Linked DNA regions of Homo sapiens: regions 1 and 3 are each linked to region 2. The links are chromatin loops, found by intact Hi-C in ENCODE. Cell type or tissue: B cell. All regions are shown on one strand.

Evidence for each region. A loop is a pair of places that touch in the nucleus more often than their neighbours do. Peaks named below come from ENCODE experiments on the same cell type or tissue, not always from the same donor. Only the 100,000 strongest peaks of a DNase experiment are listed, where the experiment ranks them.
Region 1: it touches region 2 in a loop (16-fold over the local background); 3 of 110 quality-filtered maps call a loop at or near these places.
Region 3: it touches region 2 in a loop (4-fold over the local background); 16 of 110 quality-filtered maps call a loop at or near these places.

Annotation. Positions count from the first base shown.
Region 1 is chr2:134,177,475-134,185,474 of GRCh38, forward strand. It overlaps a transcript of MGAT5 not described here. Among named protein-coding and RNA genes, the nearest start is that of MIR3679, 54 kb to the left of the region's middle. RefSeq lists an enhancer at 5,824-5,993. In B cell, CTCF peaks have their summits at 4,010 and 4,210; DNase peaks (open chromatin) are centred at 1,177 and 3,967; H3K4me3 peaks cover 314 bases; H3K27ac peaks cover 6,240 bases.
Region 2 is chr2:134,407,601-134,415,600 of GRCh38, forward strand. It overlaps MGAT5 (alpha-1,6-mannosylglycoprotein 6-beta-N-acetylglucosaminyltransferase), which reads left to right. Exons shown (of 16, transcript NM_002410.5): 12 at 5,269-5,415. Among named protein-coding and RNA genes, the nearest start is that of MGAT5, 160 kb to the left of the region's middle. In B cell, CTCF peaks have their summits at 4,578 and 4,783; a DNase peak (open chromatin) is centred at 4,551; H3K4me3 peaks cover 525 bases; H3K27ac peaks cover 4,553 bases.
Region 3 is chr2:134,203,787-134,211,786 of GRCh38, forward strand. It overlaps a transcript of MGAT5 not described here. Among named protein-coding and RNA genes, the nearest start is that of MGAT5, 46 kb to the right of the region's middle. RefSeq lists a silencer at 2,832-3,126. In B cell, CTCF peaks have their summits at 4,003 and 4,203; DNase peaks (open chromatin) are centred at 2,445, 3,995 and 5,235; H3K27ac peaks cover 4,965 bases.

The sequences.
Region 1 (8,000 bases), 230 kb before region 2:
CCCCTGGCAGGGAAGCGAGGTCCAGCTGTGTGCCCAGGAAGATGACAAGAGTGCGGATTTCAGTGAGTAGCTGGCATTCCTCTCGCCTGCCCTTTCCCGTTCTTCTGATTCACTGATCAGAATCTTACTCACTATTGCATTCTTCTGTCCAAATGAACTGATTTATTAATCTATTACGCCTGGGCATGATGATGGTCAGGCATGAAATTTTTATGCACTGGAGTAAGAAACAATGGAAAGCAGAGAATGGAAGTTGCCTCAGAATTAATGGCCAGTGCTCATGCAGGCTCGCAGTCAGCAGCACGGAATGGCCGATGCTGACAATGAGAGTGAATTGGCGATGTGCCATAGGCTGCATTTGGATTTTGTTTAAAAAGTCAAGGTATTTATGAGTTGAGAGTAGTGCTCGGTTCTCAAAAAGTACACAGCACTTAAGCAGAGGGAAACTGCATAGGTGTATCGGTGTGAGGCCAATTGGTAGCCCATGATGAAATGTGGCAGAGGTAATGTAATGTGATTTAAAAAACTTAAATAGCTGTAATATTTGCATAAGTGTGCTTTTTTTCTTCGTGCAGTGGTGAATTAAAGACAAAACCAGTTTTGTTTTGTTTTGTTTTTTTCTCTCAAAAAAAAAAGAGGTGAGATTTTGGGAGTGAGTTTGGGAGAGATTCTAGGCAGGAAACTTTTAGGCTGTAAAAACATCTAAAACTAAAACTTCTAAAAATTGCTTCTAGAGCCAGTGTTTCATAGGGCATGAATCAGGAAAACTAGACTAGGCATTTCTAACAGATTCTAATACAGATAATTGCATATTTAGGTGATGAAAGAGGAGAGTTACCAGACTGTTACAGCAACCTAGAGATTTGTAACCTCAGGAAGATGTCCACCCCCAGGACTGTGGAGGCAGGGTGGTGGGGGTGGCAGCTGATGGAAAGGGCATTGGGTCCTTTGGAGAGAGCTGTCTCCCTAGAGAAGGTTATCCCACCCAGCAAATGGAGTTGGGAGAGAGACCCAGGCACCTTCCCCTCCCAGCTTCTGATGGTACCTCCCACAGGCCAGCACTACTAGAAACCAGGTGGCAAGGGAGCTTGGGAAATGTAGTTTCCTGTGATATTTGTAAAAGGACAAAGTATGCAGAGAATGGATTTGAGAGCAAAAAGGCAGATGGCTGTGGCACAAGGATTATAACGTTGGTGCAAAGGAAGATAAGTCGAGGAGTAAGAGATTGCTCTAGGGAAAGAACTTGAATTCTTGATTCCCTTCCCCCGTGCCACATTCCTTTGTGGCTTTGTTAACACCTGTGTCCTCTCTTCATGTTTCTGTCATGCTCTTTACACTGCATGATATTTACATATTTGACTCCCTGTTAATAACTAACATTTACTGAATGTTTCCTGTGTGCTTTATCTGCATTAATTCATTGACTCATCAAAGCCATCTGTGAAGGCAGGTATAGTCCATCTTCATTATTCTCAGATTTCTGTATTTGTGAATTTGTGTCCTCATTAATACTTATTTGTAACCCTGAAATCAATACTCTGCACTTTCCTGGTCATTCATGGACATACAGAGTAGAAGATTTGAGTTGCCTGGTGTCCATGTTCCCAGCTGCGGATGAACAAGGCCTTCTTGCTTCAGCTCTTATATTGCAAATAAGTGTTCTTCTTCTACCTGGTTAGTACCGTGTTTATCCTTTTTTTGTGCCTTTTTTTAAAAAAGTGATTTTACTGCTTAAAATGGCCCCCAAGCATAGTGCTGAGGGGTTGTCTAGTGTTATTAAGCACAAGAAGGCTGGAGAAGGCTGCGATGTATCTTAGGGAGAAAATACGTTTGCTAGATAAGCTTCATGCAGGCGTAAGTTGTAGTAGTGTTGGCTGTGATTTCAGTGTTAAAGAATCAGTAACATAAGGTGTCGTCAAACACACACATCAACTATGCATTGATCAGTTGGTGAAAATGTTGTGACCAGGGGCTCGCGGGTACCCAACCCTGTATCTTCTCTAGGAGCAATGTTTCAGGATTCACTAATTCAGTGTTTGCAGAGACTTTATAGAACAAGACCATTCTGGGCACTGCAAGTTGGCTGTCCTATTATCAGCTTATAGAGACTGAGGCAAGTAGAAGTCTAGAAGTTGTCCAGGGTCACCCGTAGGATCGGAACCCAGGCAGTCTGGTCCCCAACCCTTTATTCTTCCCTGTTCTGCTTTCTTGCCCTTCATATCTGCTTCATGCTCTTTTACACTTCTGAATCTGTCAGAGGCATTTGAACGAGAGTAACTCCATCTTAAATAGGGGCTAAATATGAGAGTGAGACCTGCCGGGCTGCATTTCCAGGAGGCAGGGCATTCTTAGTTCACAGGATGAGGTAGGAGGTTGGCACAAGATACAGGTCACAAAGACCTTGCTGGTAAAGCAGGATGCAATAAAGAAGCTGGCCAAATCCCACCAAAACCAAGATGGTGATGAAAGGGACCTCTGGTCATCCTCACTGCTCACTACAGGCGAATAATAATGCATTGCATGCTAAAAGACTCCCAGCAGCACCGTGACAATTTACAAATGCCATGGCAATGCCCAGAAGTTATCCTATATGGTCTAAAAGGGAGAGGAACCTTCAGTTCCAGGAGCTCCCCACCCCTTTCCCAGAAAATATTTCACTACTTGTTTAGTATATAATCAAGAAATAACTGTAAGTATACTCAGTCCAGCAGCCCATGCTGCCGCTCTGCCTGTGGAGTAGCCATTCTTTTGTTTCTTCTCTAATGAACTTGTTTTCACTTTATGGACTCACTCTGAATTCCTTCTTGTGGGAAATCCAAGAACCCTCTCTTGGGGTCTGTATTGGGACCTCTTTCCAGTAACAAATCTGCTGCGGATGCTGCTGGAACCAACTCTAGGGCTATTTTTAATACTCAAATTCCTCTTGGTAAAGTCAACAGGTACCACTGGTTTACCAGGATGTTTGTAATCCTGGTGTAAAACCATGTATTTCATAGGATCAGTTCACACAGCAACGCTATGAAGCATGTGTTACCTTTCATTTCAGAAATAAAAACTGAGGTCTTGGAAGGCTGTGATTTGCTTAGGGTTCCATGATTAGAAAGCGGCAGAATGTGCCTCCAAATGCCTCACTCTTGTTACCATACCAAGGCTGGCTCAGGACTAGGCTCTGTGAGGACCGCACTCCTGCCCTCACCACGGTTCTCATCTGCCGCTTCTGTTCTACTTTGACCTGACCTGGAGAAAGCACATAATGTTAGAACTGTGTGTAAAATAAGAGATTCCAAGAAGGAGACCAGGAATGTTTTCTTTAGGGGCCAGGAGTTTTTTCTGTAAAATGCCCATTTCCATGTTTACAGAAAATCTTTTATAGGGTGGAATAACCTTGGAAAGATGTTAATTTGTTTTTCTTTTCAAGGGGCACATTTTTGAAAGAAAACAAAGGGAAGATAATTTGAAAGAGCTGCAGATACTTTCTCAGCGATACCCTGTCTCGCCTAAACATTTGTTCTCATTTCTTCTCTAGTTTCCTTTGTGTGTTTAAGTGTATTTATTTGAATAATAGATATACATGTTAAGAATTCAAAAGGTACTTTGAAGCCTTCCACCCCAGAAGTAAGCAATGTACCTGATTTCTTGTGTACTCTTCCAAAGATGTTCTAACAGTGACTCTCAACCAGGGACAATTTTGTTCTCCATGGTCATTTTTACATCTTGGTGGAGGTTGGGAGAGTGTTACTGGCAGCTTCCAGTAGGTAGAGTCCAGGGATGCTGCTAAACATCCTACAATGCACAGGACGGTCCCCACAGCCAGGAATTATCCAGCGTAAATAGTAGTGTTGAGGTTGAGAAACCCTGCTCTACACTCATGTAAACCGGAAGGGCTTACGTGTGTCCACAAGAGCTTTTGTGCCTAAACTTGTTTTTCTTGTGTGGTTGGGAGGTTTTTGTTGGTGTGGTTCCTTTTGTCTCCTGAGGGTGGGGCAACGGAAAAGGTCCTCCCCAGGTGCAGCTGTTGTGAGGGGACACATTGTCTGTAGAGACTGAAAACAATCTGACCTCAGCCAGTCTGTTTTTTTCTTTTCTTTTTTTTTATTACAATGCATGTGCAGTTCTAAGCTGGTGATAAAATACTTCCTGAAAAATCTTTGGTTTGTCTAAATTCTAAATAATTGCTACTGTCACTAATTACATATGTATAGATAAACACATATATATTTATATATACACCTCAGATTAGTACACTTCTTACACCTTAATTATTGCATGCCACATGAAAGCTAATTTGGAGAACTCCCTATTACACAGTTGGTCCCAATGCACATGGACTCAGCTCCACACTTCGCCTTGAGTAAATTCCTGTTTAGAATTGTTGGAGCTTCCTCTAGGTGCAGTTCACATCTCTAACCCTTATGGTACAATATGCTCTTGTGTTTAGAGATTTGTAATAAAAAATGATAGCACAATTTAAGGTGAAGAAACAGAACTTGAGTTTCTTCACTTCCCTCATTGTGTGTGATCACTAGGAGATTTTATGTGTGATTAAAATGTAAAACGGTGAAGAAGTGAACTGTGAGTATAACATCTGGTTAAGTGCATATGGTATGCTTTGGTAGTTCATAGAAGAAATATAATATTGAGGCTCAGAAATAACTTTAAAATTGACACTCTTTCTAAATAGTTGTTTTCAAAACTAAAGAATGATTCAAAAGGATGTTATGATTATTGATCATTACATGATTATTAGAAATAATTTTGTATGGAGGAGGGAATTTCAATTAGTGATCTGACCTGTTGTCATCTATGATAGCTATATGCCATACATAGGATGGTTGAGATCTTTAAGAGAAATGAGTGAGAGAATGAAAGCAGGCCCAATAAAACAATATGTTATTTCTGTTGATCTGTGGCATCTGTCCGCAGGAAACTGGTGCTCTTTTAAATGCTACATAGAATTGAAATTCTGACCCATGATGGTCTTTGTGAGAGTAGACCAAACTCTACCCTTCATCCTCAGTATTTTAAGACTTTGTGTTGATTGATACATTTACACAAAGAACAGTGCACACATCATTGGTATGCAGCATGATTTACAACCAAACACACCTGTGTTAGGAGTACCTAGGTGGAGAAACAAAACATGCACAGCCCTGGAAGCTCCTCGTGTTCCCGTTTCCGGTCACTGTCACCGCCACCCCATCACAAGCGTACTTAATCACTGCATTGACTTCTAACAGCACAGGTCAGTTTCACCTGTTTTTCTTTGTTACATAAATGGAATTATATAGTGCATGTTAGAAGATTAGTTTTTTTTTTTTTTTTTTTTTTTTGAGACAGAGTCTCCCTTTGTCGCCCAGGCTAGAGTGCAGTGGCCTGATCTCAGCTCACTGCAAGCTCCGCCTCCAGGGTTCACGCCATTCTCTTGCCTCAGCCTCCCGAGTAGCTGTGACTACAGGCGCCCACCATCACACCTGGCTAATTTTGTTTTTGTATTTTTAGTAGAGACAGGGTTTCACCGTGTTAGCCAGGATGGTCTCGATCTCCTGACCTCGTGATCCACCCGCCTCGGCCTCCCAAAGTGCTGGGATTACAGGCGTGAGCCACCGCACCTGGCCATAAGATTAATTTTTAACCAATTTCTTGGTTTTGATTCTAACTGTTGATATTTGAAATATTCCCAAATGTGGCAATTAAACAAACTGGGCAATTTTCAGTGGTAGAGTCACAAAAATTCCTTGTTCCATGCATGGGTTCACTAATCATAATATTGTTCTTCAAGGTAGTAAAATTAATACGGTTGCTTTCATAATGAAGAAAACAACATAATTACGTCACTCGTTGGGCTTTAGAACTTTATTTGGAAGGAAGATAATATAGAAATTAGATTTGTGTTCATGTATGGATTGACGCAATCAAGTTCATTTGAAGCTAGAGTAACTTACAAGCTTAAGATGTGACCAGTGAGCTGGGTACACTGTATAGAAACTTATCATTGGATTTGAGTTGGAAACAATAGCATTGCAGTGCAATCTTACTACATCAGTATATTATATTCTGAATACCATTTTCTGAGTAGTAGTAGTCTTGTCTATAGAAACTGAATGGATAGCCTGTTTAATAGTTGAAGTTTGGGCCAGGAGGAGCTGAAATTGCCCTTCATGCCATGGGGAAATGGAGCACTCAGTTTGAAGGCCCTTTGTAATGTGGAACTGTTAAATTCACTTTAAACTATTATTTTTAAAAAATAGGCTGTCTGCAGCCATCATCCATGGTGAGGATTTGTATTCTCCTTCTTGGATCTGTCACGGGCTGGCTCGCTCATGTTGAGCAAGGCGGCCAAGTTTGGAGCTTGATGTGGCTTCCATTGAGGTGTTACGTGGGCAGCAGGCCATGCGGGACATGAAAAACGTTTGCCATGCAGTTTCTGTTGGTCCCAGCCGAGACGAAAATGAACAGTTCTAGCAAAATTGCTAAGTCAGGGATGTTTGTCTCTGTAAAGTTGCTTTTTTAGCTCACTTAATTTTTTTTGTCTGTGAAAGCCTTTCTCTTTTTTAATTCTCCCCTTCAGTGGTTTCTAGCCATCGTCTCTAATTAAAATAAAGAATCTTAGCTTTATTTTTTGAAACTTATTTGTACCCACTTTCTAAATCTGCCTTTATTTTTTGCATTTTCCAGCCTCTGATGATGGAGAAATAATGGTTGCAAATAAAAACCAGTTCAGGAGGAAACTGTATCTGAGACGGGAAATGGATCATGTTGCTTGTGAGTTTCAGGGCTCTTCAAAGTCAGCCTTTGAGGACAGGAGAGTCCTGAGTCCTACTTGGCATTTCAGGCCCCTGCCCACTTTGGCCTCTCTAGACTTTCCTTGGCCTCTCCCTGCCTGTCTTTACATTCCAGCCTGCAGGGAAGGGTACCCTTGAGTGTGACTGGTGCTAGTTCTGCTCTGGGCATGTGCTCTTCTCTCTGCTGGGGATGCCTTCCCCACCATCTTCTCTTTGTCCTTCAAGGCTCCTTCCAGAAGCTAGAACTGATTCCTTTTTAGAGAAGTCTTCCTTCATCCTCTTGGATCATATGGGAGATGTTTCTTCTGTGTTCTTGCGATACTGTGTGCATATCATGCACTGCCGCATTTGCACACTGCTGTGAACCCAGGATCCACAATGGTGCTTGGCACGTAGTAGAGCCTCAACAGATACTTGTTGTAGTAGGGTACAGACACATCAGTAGATAATTATAAAATATAATTACTGATGTGTCTGTACCCTACTACATTTTGAGAGCAGAGAACATGACTGAGCAGAGAGCAGAGAGCATGACTGTTCACATATTCAGTGCCTGACAAAGGTGCTCAGAAATGTCTGCATCTCCATGCAAGGCTGGCCAGAGCGGGGACATTTCAGAGGCAAGGGAGACTTTTCTTTGCTCTGCAGTCATTTATTTTATTTCAATAGTTTGGGGGAACAGGTGGTTTTTGGCTACATGAATAAATTTTTTAGTGGTGACTTCTGAGATCTTGGTGCACCTGTCCCTTGAGCAGTATATGCCAAGTGAAGTAACTCAGGGATGGAAAACCACATATTATACGTTCTCACTTATAAGTGGGAACTAAGCTGTGAGGATGCAAAGGCATAAGAATGATATGATGGACTTTGGGGACTCTGGGGGAAGGGTGGGAGTGGGTGAGGGACAGAAGACTGCATATTGGATACAGTGTACTCTGTAGTCATTTATATTAAGTCTTGAGTCCTTAAGAGCAGAGCCTCATCCTGCAGCCCTGTGGTCATCGAGGGAATTCCAGAATGCTGAAGGATAAGAACTATGCCTTTCAATCCCCTATCTTTACCCCTCTTGTTTTCCAAATGGGAATGGCTTTGTATATATGAAGGTGCTGATGAAAGTGTTCGTGTCTCAGAGAAAATGCTTGACGTTGAGCTGATTACTTTGCTGATTGCTGATGCAGGAAAACATCAGTAAAAAAGAAACTTAAAAGTGGGTTATGT
Region 2 (8,000 bases):
TAATATTAAGTACTAGATATATTCTAGGCCTTAGTCTAGCCATTCTAGAGACAGTGATGACTCAAGCAGTTTTGCCCACAAGGAGCATACAGGTATGCTGGAGGAGGAAAGCAGGTAACTGTAACAATGTGGAAAGTACACAGGTAGAACTAGTCATAATATGAAATAATGATACAAGCATAAAACTTCACTGTCACGCTGAGTGGGGCCAACAGTTCAGTTGTGTAAAATGTGGTTCTGTGACTTGTGAAATCAATGTAGTGAATTGGGCAGTCCCATTCAGAGGACAGGAGCCACTGTCAGTCACAGTTTAACACCTCCATGCTATTGCGATGCACCTGTCTATGGGATTTACCATAACAGTAACAGCCATTATCTCTCCCCTCTACCATGTACTAGGCCCTATGCTAAGCCCTTTCTGTGTATTCTCTCTTTGCATCACAAAAATCCAATGATCTTGGTACTGTTATAAACGGTACCATTTTAATGAAGCAGCCACTGAGGCTCCAGTCGTAAATAAGCCTGTTTTGCTGCCTCCGTGTTGGCGGCTGAGGGGTTGTCCTGGTGTGGAATTTGGGGGAGAGAGGCGTGGTCAGAAAAGGGTCCTCCCAGGAGATGATGCCTGAGTGGACTTTTAATGGTGAGCACTTGAGGCTGGCCCAACTGAACATGTTCAGCATCTACAGGTTTAAATTTATGCAAATATTCTTTTACTCCCCTATCTCCAAGTTAATAAATTTACAATGTGAATTGTAATGCATTTGATTTTATATTGGGGCTTTCAAATGACCGAAACTCAGGAACTTTTTATCCTGATGCTGTTGTTTGTGGTTTGGGTTTTTGTTTCTGAAACGGTAGTTAGGTAGCTTGGCATAATCAGCCAGCTGGTCTTCAGGAAATAGTCTTTGGTTTAGCAGCAGACTCTGACAAAAGTCTGCTTTGGGCATGTAAACATGCTTGGTGAGTCTTCTTTTCTTGGCCTCCGTGGACCTTCCAGCTCTTCCCTAGAGAGTCTTCAGGTCACATGAGTCAGGGGCTTGTGGAGCCCTTGGGAGGATAGAGCCAGCCTGGATGGAAGAGAGTCTGGCCACTGTTTATCCCTTCCTTAAGCATCAGGTACCTGAAAGAAGGCAGATGGCCAGGGAGGGACCCTTTGGGCTACATGAAAGCATCACATTTTGGAAAAATTGTTTTCTTCATACCCAGCCCCTTGTCTGGGTTATTTTTAAGATATAAAAGGGATGCCTATTACCAGAAACATTAATATAATGATTCCCAGTCATTGTATAAAAATAAACAAGCAAAGCTTAGCAATAGCATGTGACTCATGGGACTGGCTTATGTGGCAGTCACTGTAAACCATATCATCTCTTATCTCTCTCTTCTGATGAATATCCCTCCCCGTTTTTTAGTGCAGATACTTTATGAAACAATGAGAACTCATAAATATACATGCAGGTGCTGAACATCTTGTAAAAACCCACAAACATAACTCCTGCACACGTAAACTCCGTCTAAATGATATAAGGCCATGATATGCAGCTGTGTGAAGTTGCATATGGATTTGAACTTGAGTGACTGATTATCCAGCACTTACTAAGTGCCAAGACTTGGAATGAATCCTTTCCATGTACTATCTCATGTAATCCTCACAGCAACCCCATGAAATAAAGCACTATTGTTTTACCCATTTTACACATGAAAACTCTGAGGTTTAGCAAGCTTGTTACCCGGACTAAGGTCCTATAAATAGAATAGATTATAAATGGGCCTTAACTAATCCATAGACAGAAGCACCTAGCAGTGTGTCACAGTGACTGACCTGGGAAATGATGGAGCTAGACCTTGAAGCCTAATCTGTCTCCAGAACCTGCGCTGTTAATTACCACATTGTTCTGGGCACTTTGTGCCAATAATGGATTCATCAATTCATTTGATGAACCGGGGGTGATTCATTGCTCAGTTTCCCTCTAGAGTCACCATGCCAACTTCGCTAATTAAAACTGGCCAGAAAAGTATGTGTTGTGTGTGTGTTTCCTATTTATGATTATCCTCAATGTTCCCCATCAAGAGTGAAACTGACCAAGCCCATGGATAAGAACCCCCTTTATCCATGTTTAAAGATTCTTTAAGTACTCCACTTAGCAGTTTAAAACAATTGTTTCTTCTTTCACAGAGTGGGAAAAATCTGGGTGGTTTTACTGGACCCTTTGTGAATGTGTAGGAACGTCCCAATCCTATACTGTGAAGAAAACGTATGGTGCCTCATCTGTTCTCTCTGCTTAGCATTAGTTCAGAAATTTAATCCTAGATCCCACAATCCCTCTGTGTAGAAATACTCATTGATGGAGCTGGAGTTGCAGCCATGGAGATATTTTGTCATCTGGAATATCCTCATTAGATTCTGGGCTTCTGAAGGCAAGGTGAAGTATAAGTAAAATATGGCCAGTTTTCTCCAGCAGAGTTAAGCCTTGGCACTTATGTACATTCTTGCAGTGTCTCTTGCCTCCTTGCTAAGGAAATCGGTTAAGTAGGCAGAATAGCAGGAGATTAGGGGAAAAGCAATTCAGTGTGGTTAAGGTGCCAATGTGTGGCAAGACCATAAGTGCAAGGAAGTTTACAGAGTGCTGTTTGGTGGTGATGAACTCTCTCCGCCTGTTGTGTTTTCATTCAAACCTCAGATGTGCTATTTGACCTTAATACATCTGCTCCATTGTAATATCACAGGTAATAAGCACACAGGAAGCAAGAAAAAAATTGCTTATTGACTGAAGTGACAAAAAACTGTTATTTTGGTGTTTCCAAGTAATGTATTTCCTACAATCCTAATTGTGTGACAGAAAAACTCATTGCCAGGAAATTATGTTGTATTTGCTTAGGCTTCATTCTAAACATATGAGGCTTTGGGAGAGTTAATAAAGTTTTTATTTTATGTGTACTGAGATATTCTGGTGCCCACAGGGCAGAAGAGATGGTTCATATTGTTGTTCAGATATAATTAAACCTAGGTCACATTCAAGTCCATTAAGCAACAGCCTCAAATCCTTTTAATTAATGGATTCAGATTGATCTAAAGAAGCTAATTAAATTTTTCCCAAGATTTTCTATTTAAATAGACAAACATTGTGCTGCTTGCATTTCCTCCAAAGCTGTTCTTTGAAATTTAGAGTTGATGAAGGTATCCACACTTCATGGCAGGCCCTGATTTTCAGAGGTCAGGAGGCACTGTGGGTTCTCTGACTAAACCTGCAGAAATCCTGATCTGCGTCTTCTGGCACTTTTCTCCTCAGTCAGAAAGATCTGGACTCCCTGTGCTATCTTATGCCCAACCACGGCCTGACAGAGGTCATTTGTTTTCCACTGGAGAGCCGGCACATCCTCTCCAAAGTCTGATAGGAGAGGGCAAATCAGAGATCACAAGTCTGGTAGATAACAACCCTGGATTCTTCATATTCCATAAAGCTGGGATGTCGTGGGACTAGTACATTCCCACTGTTTCCTTCCATTTCATCTGCAGCAGTCAGATCTCCCCCACCCCTGAGCCACATGTCCAGGCCACACCCTATAGTTAGAAGTTCTCTCTGACAATCTCGTTTCTGTTAGCTGTATAATAAGAGTAAGATGCAGAGCAGGAGCTTCCTAATGGTAGTAGAGCTTTCCCTTTATCCTACAGCTTCCAGGCTCCTGGCTACCATGTTTTCCTCACCACCATCACCCCCACCCGTGATCTCTGGTGGTTCTGCTGCCCAAGGGGGAAATGACCCAGCCAGCATTAGGGGCTCTGCTGGCCTCTAAAGCTTCTTTTCTTCCCAGCTCCCTGCCCTGTGGACATCTCTGGCATTGTGATCACGCAGTTTTCAGGAAACGAAAATTTATTCTTTCAAAAAACCAAAAAGATTGAGTACCCTATTCTGTTCAAAACAAAAGTAAATAGGTCCAGAAAACCTGAGATGTTAGTGCTGTGCCCCAGAATTCCTTCAGGAGCTACCTGGTTCTCCAGTATGTCACCCATGGGCTGTGCTCAGGGTTGGCCTGACACATGCAGCCCGGCAGCTTGGGCCTGGCACCCTCCAGCTGAACCTTTCTAAACGATCATTCAATTAGAGCAGCTGCTAAGAGAGGAAAGCTGGTGAGAAGGAGGGGATTGCTGTGAAAAGACCGAGGGAAAAACAGAACCAAGCTTGCAGCTAAATCTAGTTGAGCCATCTCCTTCATTCTCAACACCTGGCCTTGTGGTTGGGTGATGCTCTGTGATGGCAGAAGGTAAGGACGCCCTGGGGCCCAGTTATCTTTTCTCACTTAATGTGCCCCTGGGGGCTGAAACAGAACAGGCTTTTATGTGGGTAGAGAGGACACAGCTTCGTCAAGCCCAGACCTGGACCCTGCCCATCAACAACCTGCAGTGCTCCAGCAGTGTGAAGTACACCCACTGTGATGGTACGTGCCGAGGCATTTCTGTGAGCAGTTATTTCATTTTTGGACCCAGGAAATCAGCACCACTGAACTGCAGCTTGTCCCCTTTGTCATCGTGGCTTCCAGCTGCTGTGGTTGCTCTGAGGACTGAGAGCAAGTTGTTGCTGCCATCTATGGTCTGTCTTGGGGGAAGCACATGGTTTGCCTGCTGGAGAGGGAAGCAGCTGCCTTGCAGATTCAGCAACACAGCACCCTCTCTCCCCTCTGAGGGGAAAATCAACACCAAGATGTTGGTGTCCCCAGTGTAAACCCCATTATGAAAACCTGTGTTTACTGACCTACCATCATTTTAAAGCAGTTCCGTTTGAACTGCAATCAAACCTCCAAGTGACCTTTCTGTCCCTCCGCCCAGCATTCCTGAAAGGGCCTGTTGTTTCTTTGGTTCAATGAAGAAACCTTCTGTGTAGTTAAGCAAGTGTTTTTCCAGTCATGTCTCCTGGTGAGTTACAGAAGGATTATTGTTGGGTCTTGGTGGTGGTGGTGGTTGTTTTTCTTTTAATACTCCATCCTCCCTACCCCGTGGATACCCCTAGACACTTAATTTTTTAGTTCCTTGGTGGAGGAGAGCATAGTGAGTTGAGCAGCTTTGTGGGGACTTTAAAAGTTCGTAGTTTTTCAGATCCTGGTGTAAGCTGAATTCTCTCTGCCCCACCCCCCAGGGCCTGGGAGCCTTCCAAAGTGAGGTGTCCACACGGGAATGGGCCACAGAATCGCCGCCTGCAAGCTAGGAATGCCCGTCCTGCCTGATGGTCCTGCCTGATGTGTTCATACGCTGTGTGGTTTTCTGTCTTACAGTTGTTTGTTGGACTTGGGTTCCCTTACGAGGGCCCAGCTCCCCTGGAAGCTATCGCAAATGGATGTGCTTTTCTGAATCCCAAGTTCAACCCACCCAAAAGCAGCAAAAACACAGACTTTTTCATTGGCAAGCCAACTCTGAGAGAGGTAAGCATCTATCAAAATTATTCCATTTTGAATAATATGAATAATAGCTATTTATTGAGTGCTCATGTAGGTATTAACTTCATCTAACATGATTGGGTGGGAGGGTGAGGGTATAGAGGCTCAGAGAGGCAAATGACCTGATCACATCACCTTGCAAGTTAGGGGCAGGATTTGAATCTACTTCTGCCTTCACCAAGTAAGGGATCTTGACACTCTACCCCCACTCTAGCTTACTGTAAACTCAGACAATCTAGCCTCTGATTATAGCTGAACTCTGGTTTCCTGAATGTTTGAAGTTTAGGGAGTGAGATCAACTGGTTAGCAGATACTTGTGAAGAATCTGCTCCCCATGATGGGCTTTGGAGAATAAAAAGTGGGCTGTGGGAGTTTTCAAAGAGCCATCAGCCTCAGGATACCATATGTATCATGGATAACTGAAGTAATGTGACTGATTTTTTTCACCCACCATCCCAAGAAGTAATCCTACCATTGCTAGAACCATTTGCAGAAGCCTCATTTGAATTGCCTTCAGAGATCCTGTTGAAAATCTGCAGTGTGTGATGAATCACCATTGAGGGTAGTTGGATTTGATTTAGGGCAATAAACAAAAGTCTTTTACAGCTACGTGTGAGTGATCAAGCTGGGTGTTTCTTCATCTGGTCAGAAATAGGTGTGTGCAAGAAACCATAAGATTGATTTTCTGATTATTTCTATGTAGTTAGTAGTAAGTGACTCTGCAGGCAGCTTATGAAGGGAAGTCATAGCAGCATCCTTGTCATTCAGGGCCTTTGGCTGGGGGATTACATTGATTAGCATCCGTCCCATGGCATATCAATGTAGAAGGACAGTTTATAAAACATATATTTTTCAGTTCTACTTTTAAACCCCTTCTGAGTCATTTTCTCTCCCAAATAGTATATAAGATGCATTTTCAATGGTTATTTTTTATTGATCAGTCAGAAACCTTGACAATTTATAGAACTGATTACTTTGAGAGTTATTTTTCTCTGACCCTTCCTGTCATTGGTGAAATAGCCAAAGGAGATAGAAGTTCAATAAGATCTATGTTTATCTATAAAAGGTTAATCCGTGGCCCAGATAACCTTTGACAAGGGTTGTGCACACACTTGTGTGTGTGTGTGTGGTTTTTTTTTTTTTTCCTTCTGCTAGAATAATAAATTTGAATTCTTCATTTGGGGAGTGGTTTTGTATTAAGAGGTCAGTTTGTTCATTTATAAGTCGGCAATACTTAATGTACATCTGTGTGCTAGGTGCTGTAGGAAGTGCTAGGACACAGAGACTGGGGACATTCAGTCTGCCGTGAACCTATTCTTTTGAAAAGTTTAAAAAGATGCTGCCCAGCAGTGAAAATATCTCAGTTTAGGAATCTCTGCTTTAGCATGTGACTGACTTCTTTGAAACTTTGGAGTTTGGCGGGGGGAAAGAAACTAGTAAATCATCCCTCGGGTTTTTTGTTTATTTTTGACAAAAAATATGCTTAAGGTGTACACCTTGATGTTTTGATAAATATACACATTGTGAGATAGTCATTACAATCAAGCTAATCCATCACCTTACATATTAAATAGATATTTTTTTCATGGTAAAAACACTTAAGATCTCCTTTTTTGGCAAATTTCAAGTATGCAATACAGTATTGTTAACTATGGTCATAATGCTGCACACTAGTTCTCCAGAACTTAATCAACTTGTATAACTGAGACTTTGACCAACATCTCCCCATATCCCCACGCACCAGTCTCTGGGAATCACGAATGTATTCTCTGCTCTGCGAGTTCAACCATTTTACTGTGAGTTGAACTGTGAGTTCAGCTAGGCTGGTCTGCATGTGGGATCATGCAGAATTTTCCTTCTGTGCCTGGCTTATTTTACTTAGCATAATATTTTCCACATTCATCCATGTTGCCGCCAGTGATGGGATTTCCTTCTTTTGCAGGCTAAATATTTCATATACACATAATTTGTTTATCTATTCATCCACTGAAGGCCACTTAGTTTGTTTCCATATCTTGGCTATTATGAATAATGCTGCAGTGTACATGCGAGTGCAGATACTGCTTTAACATACTGATTTTAACTGCTTTGGATATATACCCAGCAGTGGGATTGCTGGATTATGTGGAGTTCTATTTCTTATTTTTTGAGAAACCTCCATTTTCTTTTTCATTTATGGCTGTAACACATTACATTTTCACCAGCAGGGTACCAAGCTTCCCTTTTTACCACATTCTTGCCAGACACTTGTTATCTTTTGTCTTTTTGATAAAAGCCATTTTAACAAGCATGAGGTGATATCTCCTTGTGGTTTCAATGTGCATCTCCCTGATGATGAAAGATGTTGAGCACCTTTTCATATGTTTGTTTGCCTTGTGTATGTCTTCTTTCGAGAAATGTCTTCAGGTTATTTGCGTATATTTTAATTTGATTGGTTGGGTTTTTTCCGCAGTTGAGTTGTAGGAGTTCCTTATATACTTTGGGAATTAACCGCTTATTAAATATGTGGTTTGCAAATATTTTCTCCCATTCCATAGGTTGCCTTTTCACTCTATTGATTGTTTCCTTTG
Region 3 (8,000 bases), 200 kb before region 2:
ACTTTAAAAGAAAGAAAATTCTCATGGGCCCCTAAAAGTTTGGTGGGCCTTTAGGCACTTGTTTAAGTTGGCCTCACACCTCTCTGGACATTCATTTCTTCACCTGAAAAATGTGATGGTAGCTACTTTGCAGGTATGTTGTGGGGATTTGATCTGATGGGAGTAATTCCCTCTGAGTACTTACTACCTGGCACAAGCTAGGAGTTATCATACATGGGCAAAGAGAAAGCATTCCATTTAACAGTGACCCTTTGTACAGGTACTTATAAAAGGATCAGATCTGTCTAATCACTGTGTAATTTTTCTTAATTAACCATGCTGTTTACATGGAGATTCTTTTCCCTCCTAATCTTCATTCTTATTCATGCTAGCGCTCATTTCATGCATCCTGGTGATTCCCACCATCTGTAGGGTTTGACAGCTCTCCCACCCTTTGGGAGGATGGTGCAGTCACGTATTCATCTATTAAAGGAGAATGAATGGAGATGCACTGGGCCTTACTGCTGTTGGATTTCTTAATCTCAGTACGAGAAATTCTAATTTCTGCCTAAGTCCCTGTTCTGTACTGTGCCCCTTTCTTCCTTGGCTAATGAAATTAGCCAAGTCTCTCAAGTTGACTTGAGAGACTCAAAAGAAAACTTGGTAGTTAGCAAGTGGTGTGATGTCCTGGGGTTAAGTGAGGGCGTTGGCTAGCCAGAACTATGATGGAGCAGAAACAAGATGTCATGGAAGGTAAGAGAGCTGGCCAGTTGGTAGAGGGGAGAATTGGGCACATAAAAAGAAAAAACAGATGCTGGGAGAGGGAGTGAGAATGAAGGGCAGTACCCCAGGAAGGAGATTTTGGTCTCTTTCCTGTAGGAACCCAGGAAATCACTATTCCTTAAAACCAAGGAGATTGACTAACACTGTACCTTTTTAAGAGGACTTGATATTGCTCTTCAATTGTAAAACCATTCAGTCAGCTTGTGAACAGGTATCTCTCTGGGGATACTATGGGAAAAGCCCTGCCCTCAGTGAGCATATAGTTTGCTGGAGGGGAGTCACACTCCATCGACAAACAATTAAGACTGCTTCAGGTCTTCCAAAGTGTTCTGAAAAGACAAAGACAGGCAGGAAAAAAGGGTGGTGAGTGGTTGCTTTTGGTAGGCTAGGGTGATAACTGAAAAGTTGCAGGTGAGGCTTCAGGGAAGGAAAGGATGATAATACATAGACCTGCAGGAAGAGTGTTTACAGCAGAAGGAGCAGCAAGTGCAACGGCCATGGGTCAGGAACAAGCTTCGGCATGTTCAGGAGAGGACAGAAGGCCAGAGTTGTGTGCATGGCATGTGAGTAAGAAAGAGAGTAGGAGAGAGGTCAAGGGGTAGGCAGTGGCCAGACCATGTAGGTAATGGTCCAGTTTGGAGTTTGCTTGTAGCCAGAAGCCCCTGATAATTTTATACCTGTGAGTGACATCCTCTGACATTTACACTTCAGAAAGATGGCTTTTAGCCCTGCGGAGGGTGGGGCTAGAGCAGGCAGGAAGACGAGCTAGGAGCCTATTGCTATAATGTGGGTGGGAGGTGAGGGTAGCTTGGAATGAGATTGAAATAGTGGAGATAGTGAAAATAGATTTGGGGTACATTTTGGAGGCAGAGCTGGTAGATACTGATGGATTAAATATGAGGGGTGGGAAGGAGTGAAGAGAACGTACACATGAGGGCTTAAGGGTCTTGCTGGAGCAGCCGGAGTGGGAGATGCTGTTTGCTGAGCTGCTTTGTGCGTCTGTCAGAAAGCAGCGGCTCTCTTTCGGGCCTGCTAAGCTGGGGATACATACTAAACACTGAAGTGGAGCTCATGAGTGGCACATGGATGTTTGGATCTGGACCTTGTTCAGTTGAGGGGTCAAGGATAGATACATGAATTTGAGAGCCTCCACTTACAGTTGGCATTTGCAGTCGTGGGACAGGGTACACTTGCTGAGGGAGAGAATATGGATAGAGAAGAGATTTGAGGACAGAGCCCAGGGGTGTCCCAACAAGGTGAGTTCTGGGAGAGAAGTCAGCTGGGGAATTGCTTCAGTGTCCTGAAGGCAGATCAATGAGAAGGAGCAGTTCTATAAATAGAAATCCCTGCAGAGATGTTAGAAAACCAGCATTACAGCATGCCAAGAGATAGAATAGTGATTAATAACTGCTTAAAAGTGTATGTTCTGCCACTGGAATGCTAGGAAAGCTACCCAAAAAGGCTGTTCCTAATTGAGGAATATGGTTCTTAAATGTTTACATTGCCTTATATTTGTGATAGGGATTATTGGCTTTGTGAGCAAAGCTCTTTGACATTTGTGGATGGAGTGTACTCATTATTGAGAGGAATTTTCTGAAATGAATGTCAGTTCCTTTTTTCCCCTAAGCTTTGCTTTGAATTACTATACAGTTTACTTAAGAAACCTGTGATCAGCGAGAGGAAAGAGAAGTGATTTCTGAAGCTTCTAATGGCCACTTCCTGCTGAGTCTTAGCATTCTATCCTGTCAAGTATGCTAATGGGAGAAGGAGCAACATCTCTGGATACAAAGGATCGCCAGGATGCTGATGTGAATAGTAGGGGTGAGCTAGCTCTGTCCTCATGCCCAGACCTTGTCCTGATCTGTAGCACACATTTGAGAGACAGGAGCTGTATTAATTGCCTATTGCTGCTGTAACAAATTATTACACTTAGTGGCTTAAAAGAACATGTTTATTTTATGGTTCTGGAGGTAAGAAATCTGAAACGGCTCTGTAGTAGGCTAACACCCTCCAGGTGTTAGGCTGTAACTCCTGAAACGTGGATGTAGCCTTATGTGGAATAAGGGTCTTTGCAGATGTGATTAAGCACCTTGAGATAGGGCAATTATCGTGGATTGTCAAGATGGGCCCTAAATGCCACCTCAAATGTTCTCCTCACAGAGATGCAGAGGAGGATTACTCAGAAGAGAAGGCAGTGTGACCACAGAAGTAGGAATTAGCATGCTGTGGCCACAAGCCAAAAAATACATGCAGCCACCAGAAGCTGGAAGAGGCAAGGAACCGACTGTCCCTAGAGCCTCTGGAGGGAGCACGGCCCTGTCCTGCCTACCCCTTCGCTTCTACCCAGTGATACCAATTTCAGACATCTGGAGTCTGGAACTGTGAGAGAAGAGTTTTCTGTTGTTTTAAGCCACTAAGTATAGGTAATTATTAATGACAATTTGTTATAGCAGCAATAGGGAACCAATACAGAGTCTCACTGGGCTAATCCAGTGTCAGCAGGACTGTGTTCCTTTCAGGAGGCTCTTAGAATCTGTTTTCTTGACTCTTCCAGCTTCTAGAGTCTGTCCACATTCCTTCACTCATGGCTTCTTATGTCTTCAAGCCAGTCTTTGACACTTTTTAGATAGTGATTCTTCTGCTTCCCTCTTCCGCATTTAAGGACGCTGTGATTGCATTAGACCCACCTTGATAATTATCTTAAGGTCAGCTGATTAGCTACCTTAACTCCATCTGCATCCTTAATTGCCCTTTGCCATGTAAGGTGTAACATACTCAGATTCTGGGGCTATGACAGAGACATCTTTAGGAGCTGTTATTTTGCCTTAAAAAGGAGGCAATTATTTAAGTATATAAGGTGAATAGTTAGGTCTTTCTCTCCAGGAAACCTAACTTGTCATTCAGCGGTTACCATGCATGGGTATCTTCTTCCAATTGCCTGAGCCAGCCAGACTTTCATGTTTGAGCATTCAGATTGGGCTTTATTTCTCAAGGCATGTGGCAAACCTCACAATGACACTGAAAGGTTAAAAAAAAAAAAAAGAAAAATACAGTTGCTTACCAGAGATACTGATCGTTTACTTCTGCTAGGATCAGAAGAGATTTTAAGAGCTTAGTGGCAAATCCTGACCTTGGAAAGCCCTGCCTTACCAGGGGTCTTGTGCAGAGGTGTTATTGAGATCAGACACCAGGTTGCAGTGATATGTATCATTTGTGCTCTTGCCATCTACCGCCCCCTGCCTGCCACCAAGCCAACCTCAGGAGGTCTTTGCCCAGAGGCTTGGCAAGATGACTTTCCACAACTCAGGGAGGTTTTAAGGAGAGGGATTAGCATTGACTCTGATACCTTGTTGGTTTGTGTGTCATAACTTAAAGGTCCATGCTTCTCAGCTGGCCAGTGGTCACACCTGATTGGAAGGTGAAAAGACTTTGCGTTCTACTTCCAAAAGTTTTCACATTTGTCACACTGTCCTAACCCTATCAGCTTTGTTGCTATCATTGTAGTGAGGCCTGCCTAGGGATGATAAGTGAAGGATCCCCAAGGACACATTAAGACAGCACATAGAATCAGAGTTTTCAGACTCTTGGCCGAACTTTTTTTTTTTTTAAGCAGACCAGTATTTTCCAAACTTTGGACTTAGTTTCCACCATATTCACGTTACCACCTATACTTGTTACTTAACATATTTTCTTCAGTTTATCCTGCATCAACTCATTTATTTTAATTTGGTCTCATTCTAATTGACAGCATATAGCAGCTTATGAATTTGATGTGCGTATGCATGTTGCAACAAATACTTAACTATTAGTATGTATGCTACGGTGTAAATGTACCACACTCAGAAAAAACCTTATTAGACCATCCTGACTGTTTAGGAAGCTTGGTGCCCAAGGGAAATAGTCTTTGACCATCAGCCAGAATTTGGTTAGTTTCAGCAGATAAGAGAGTAGCTGGTAAGCTACTTAGGAACATTTTAAGTAGAATATGTGAGAAATGAGGATAGGATATGCCTTTATTCCCAGCAGGCAAAAACATGCATTTATTTACTATAGTTGTTATAATATAAATAACATAGATGCATATGTATACCAGAAACATGGTCTTTATCCCATTTGTGGATAAAAGCTAAGGAAGAACTTGTATTACTTATGTATGAAATGCCCAAGGGAACAGAGCCTAGACAAGTTCTGAAACTTAATATCTAGGGAATGTAAACATTTAATAAAACATTACCTTACCCACCTATGTGGCCTTTCTTGGCTGGACTTCTAAAAAATTTTGTTTTTATACCATATTCTTTGTTTTAGGAAAGCATTATCTTACTCCCAGCCTCTGGGGAAAATAAATAACCGAGAGAATCAATAAGGAGATGCCCCAGTGTTGTGGTCAGTGTCTGTTTTTCCCCAGTGTTCTGGGAGCAGGGTTTCCTGGTGTTCTGTTACATCAGCATGAAGGAGGCCTTGTGCATGGGAAGACCCAGACCTCACTTCCCCTGTGTCACTTGCAGTCACTTGTCTTCCTCTTTTGTTTTTGTGTATTTACCGGGGATGAGGAGGTGGATGGGCAGAGGGATTGTATATAGAACTGGCTTATTTTTTTTTTATTTTTTTTTTTTTTTTTATTTTTTTTTTTATTTTTTAATTATTATTATTATTATACTCTAAGTTTTAGGGTACATGTGCACATTGTGCAGGTTAGTTACATATGTATACATGTGCCATGCTGGTGCGCTGCACCCACTAACGTGTCATCTAGCATTAGGTATATCTCCCAATGCTATCCCTCCCCACTCCCCCGACCCCACCACAGTCCCCAGAGTGTGATATTCCCCTTCCTGTGTCCATGTGATCTCATTGTTCAATTCCCACCTATGAGTGAGAATATGTGGTGTTTGGTTTTTTGTTCTTGCGATAGTTTACTGAGAATGATGGTTTCCAATTTCATCCATGTCCCTACAAAGGACATGAACTCATCATTTTTTATGGCTGCATAGTATTCCATGGTGTATATGTGCCACATTTTCTTAATCCAGTCTATCATTGTTGGACATTTGGGTTGGTTCCAAGTCTTTGCTATTGTGAATAATGCCGCAATAAACATACGTGTGCATGTGTCTTTATAGCAGCATGATTTATAGTCATTTGGGTATATACCCAGTAATGGGATGGCTGGGTCAAATGGTATTTCTAGTTCTAGATCCCTGAGGAATCGCCACACTGACTTCCACAATGGTTGAACTAGTTTACAGTCCCACCAACAGTGTAAAAGTGTTCCTATTTCTCCACATCCTCTCCAGCACCTGTTGTTTCCTGACTTTTTAATGATTGCCATTCTAACTGGTGTGAGATGATATCTCATAGTGGTTTTGATTTGCATTTCTCTGATGGCCAGTGATGATGAGCATTTTTTCATGTGTTTTTTGGCTGCATAAATGTCTTCTTTTGAGAAGTGTCTGTTCATGTCCTTCGCCCACTTTTTGATGGGGTTGTTTGTTTTTTTCTTGTAAATTTGTTTGAGTTCATTGTAGATTCTGGATATTAGCCCTTTGTCAGATGAGTAGGTTGCGAAAATTTTCTCCCATGTTGTAGGTTGCCTGTTCACTCTGATGGTAGTTTCTTTTGCGGTGCAGAAGCTCTTTAGTTTAATTAGATCCCATTTGTCAATTTTGGCTTTTGTTGCCATTGCTTTTGGTGTTTTGGACATGAAGTCCTTGCCCACGCCTATGTCCTGAATGGTAATGCCTAGGTTTTCTTCTAGGGTTTTTATGGTTTTAGGTCTAACGTTTAAATCTTTAATCCATCTTGAATTGATTTTTGTATAAGGTGTAAGGAAGGGATCCAGTTTCAGCTTTCTACATATGGCTAGCCAGTTTTCCCAGCACCATTTATTAAATAGGGAATCCTTTCCCCATTGCTTGTTTTTCTCAGGTTTGTCAAAGATCAGATAGTTGTGGATATGCGGCATTATTTCTGAGGGCTCTGTTCTGTTCCATTGATCTATATCTCTGTTTTGGTACCAGTACCATGCTGTTTTGGTTACTGTAGCCTTGTAGTATAGTTTGAAGTCAGGTAGTGTGATGCCTCCAGCTTTGTTCTTTTGGCTTAGGATTGACTTGGCGATGCGGGCTCTTTTTTGGTTCCATATGAACTTTAAAGTAGTTTTTTCCAATTCTGTGAAGAAAGTCATTGGTAGCTTGATGGGGATGGCATTGAATCTGTAAATTACCTTGGGCAGTATGGCCATTTTCACGATATTGATTCTTCCTACCCATGAGCATGGAATGTTCTTCCATTTGTTTGTGTCCTCTTTTATTTCCTTGAGCAGTGGTTTGTAGTTCTCCTTGAAGAGGTCCTTCACATCCCTTGTAAGTTGGATTCCTAGGTATTTTATTCTCTTTGAAGCAATTGTGAATGGGAGTTCACTCATGATTTGGCTCTCTGTTTGTCTGTTGTTGGTGTATAAGAATGCTTGTGATTTTTGTACATTGATTTTGTATCCTGAGACTTTGCTGAAGTTGCTTATCAGCTTAAGGAGATTTTGGGCTGAGACGATGGGGTTTTCTAGATAAACAATCATGTCGTCTGCAAACAGGGACAATTTGACTTCCTCTTTTCCTAATTGAATACCCTTTATTTCCTTCTCCTGCCTGATTGCCCTGGCCAGAACTTCCAACACTATGTTGAATAGGAGCGGTGAGAGAGGGCATCCCTGTCTTGTACCAGTTTTCAAAGGGAATGCTTCCAGTTTTTGCCCATTCAGTATGATATTGGCTGTGGGTTTGTCATAGATAGCTCTTATTATTTTGAAATACGTCCCATCAATACCTAATTTAATGAGAGTTTTTAGCATGAAGGGTTGTTGAATTTTGTCAAAGGCTTTTTCTGCATCTATTGAGATAATCATGTGGTTTTTGTCTTTGGCTCTGTTTATATGCTGGATTACATTTATTGATTTGCGTATATTGAACCAGCCTTGCATCCCAGGGATGAAGCCCACTTGATCATGGTGGATAAGCTTTTTGATGTGCTGCTGGATTCGGTTTGCCAGTATTTTATTGAGGATTTTTGCATCAATGTTCATCAAGGATATTGGTCTAAAATTCTCTTTTTTGGTTGTGTCTCTGCCCGGCTTTGGTATCAGAATGATGCTGGCCTCATAAAATGAGTTAGGGAGGATTCCCTCTTTTTCTATTGATTGGAATAGTTTCAGAAGGAATGGTACCAGTTCCTCCTTGTAC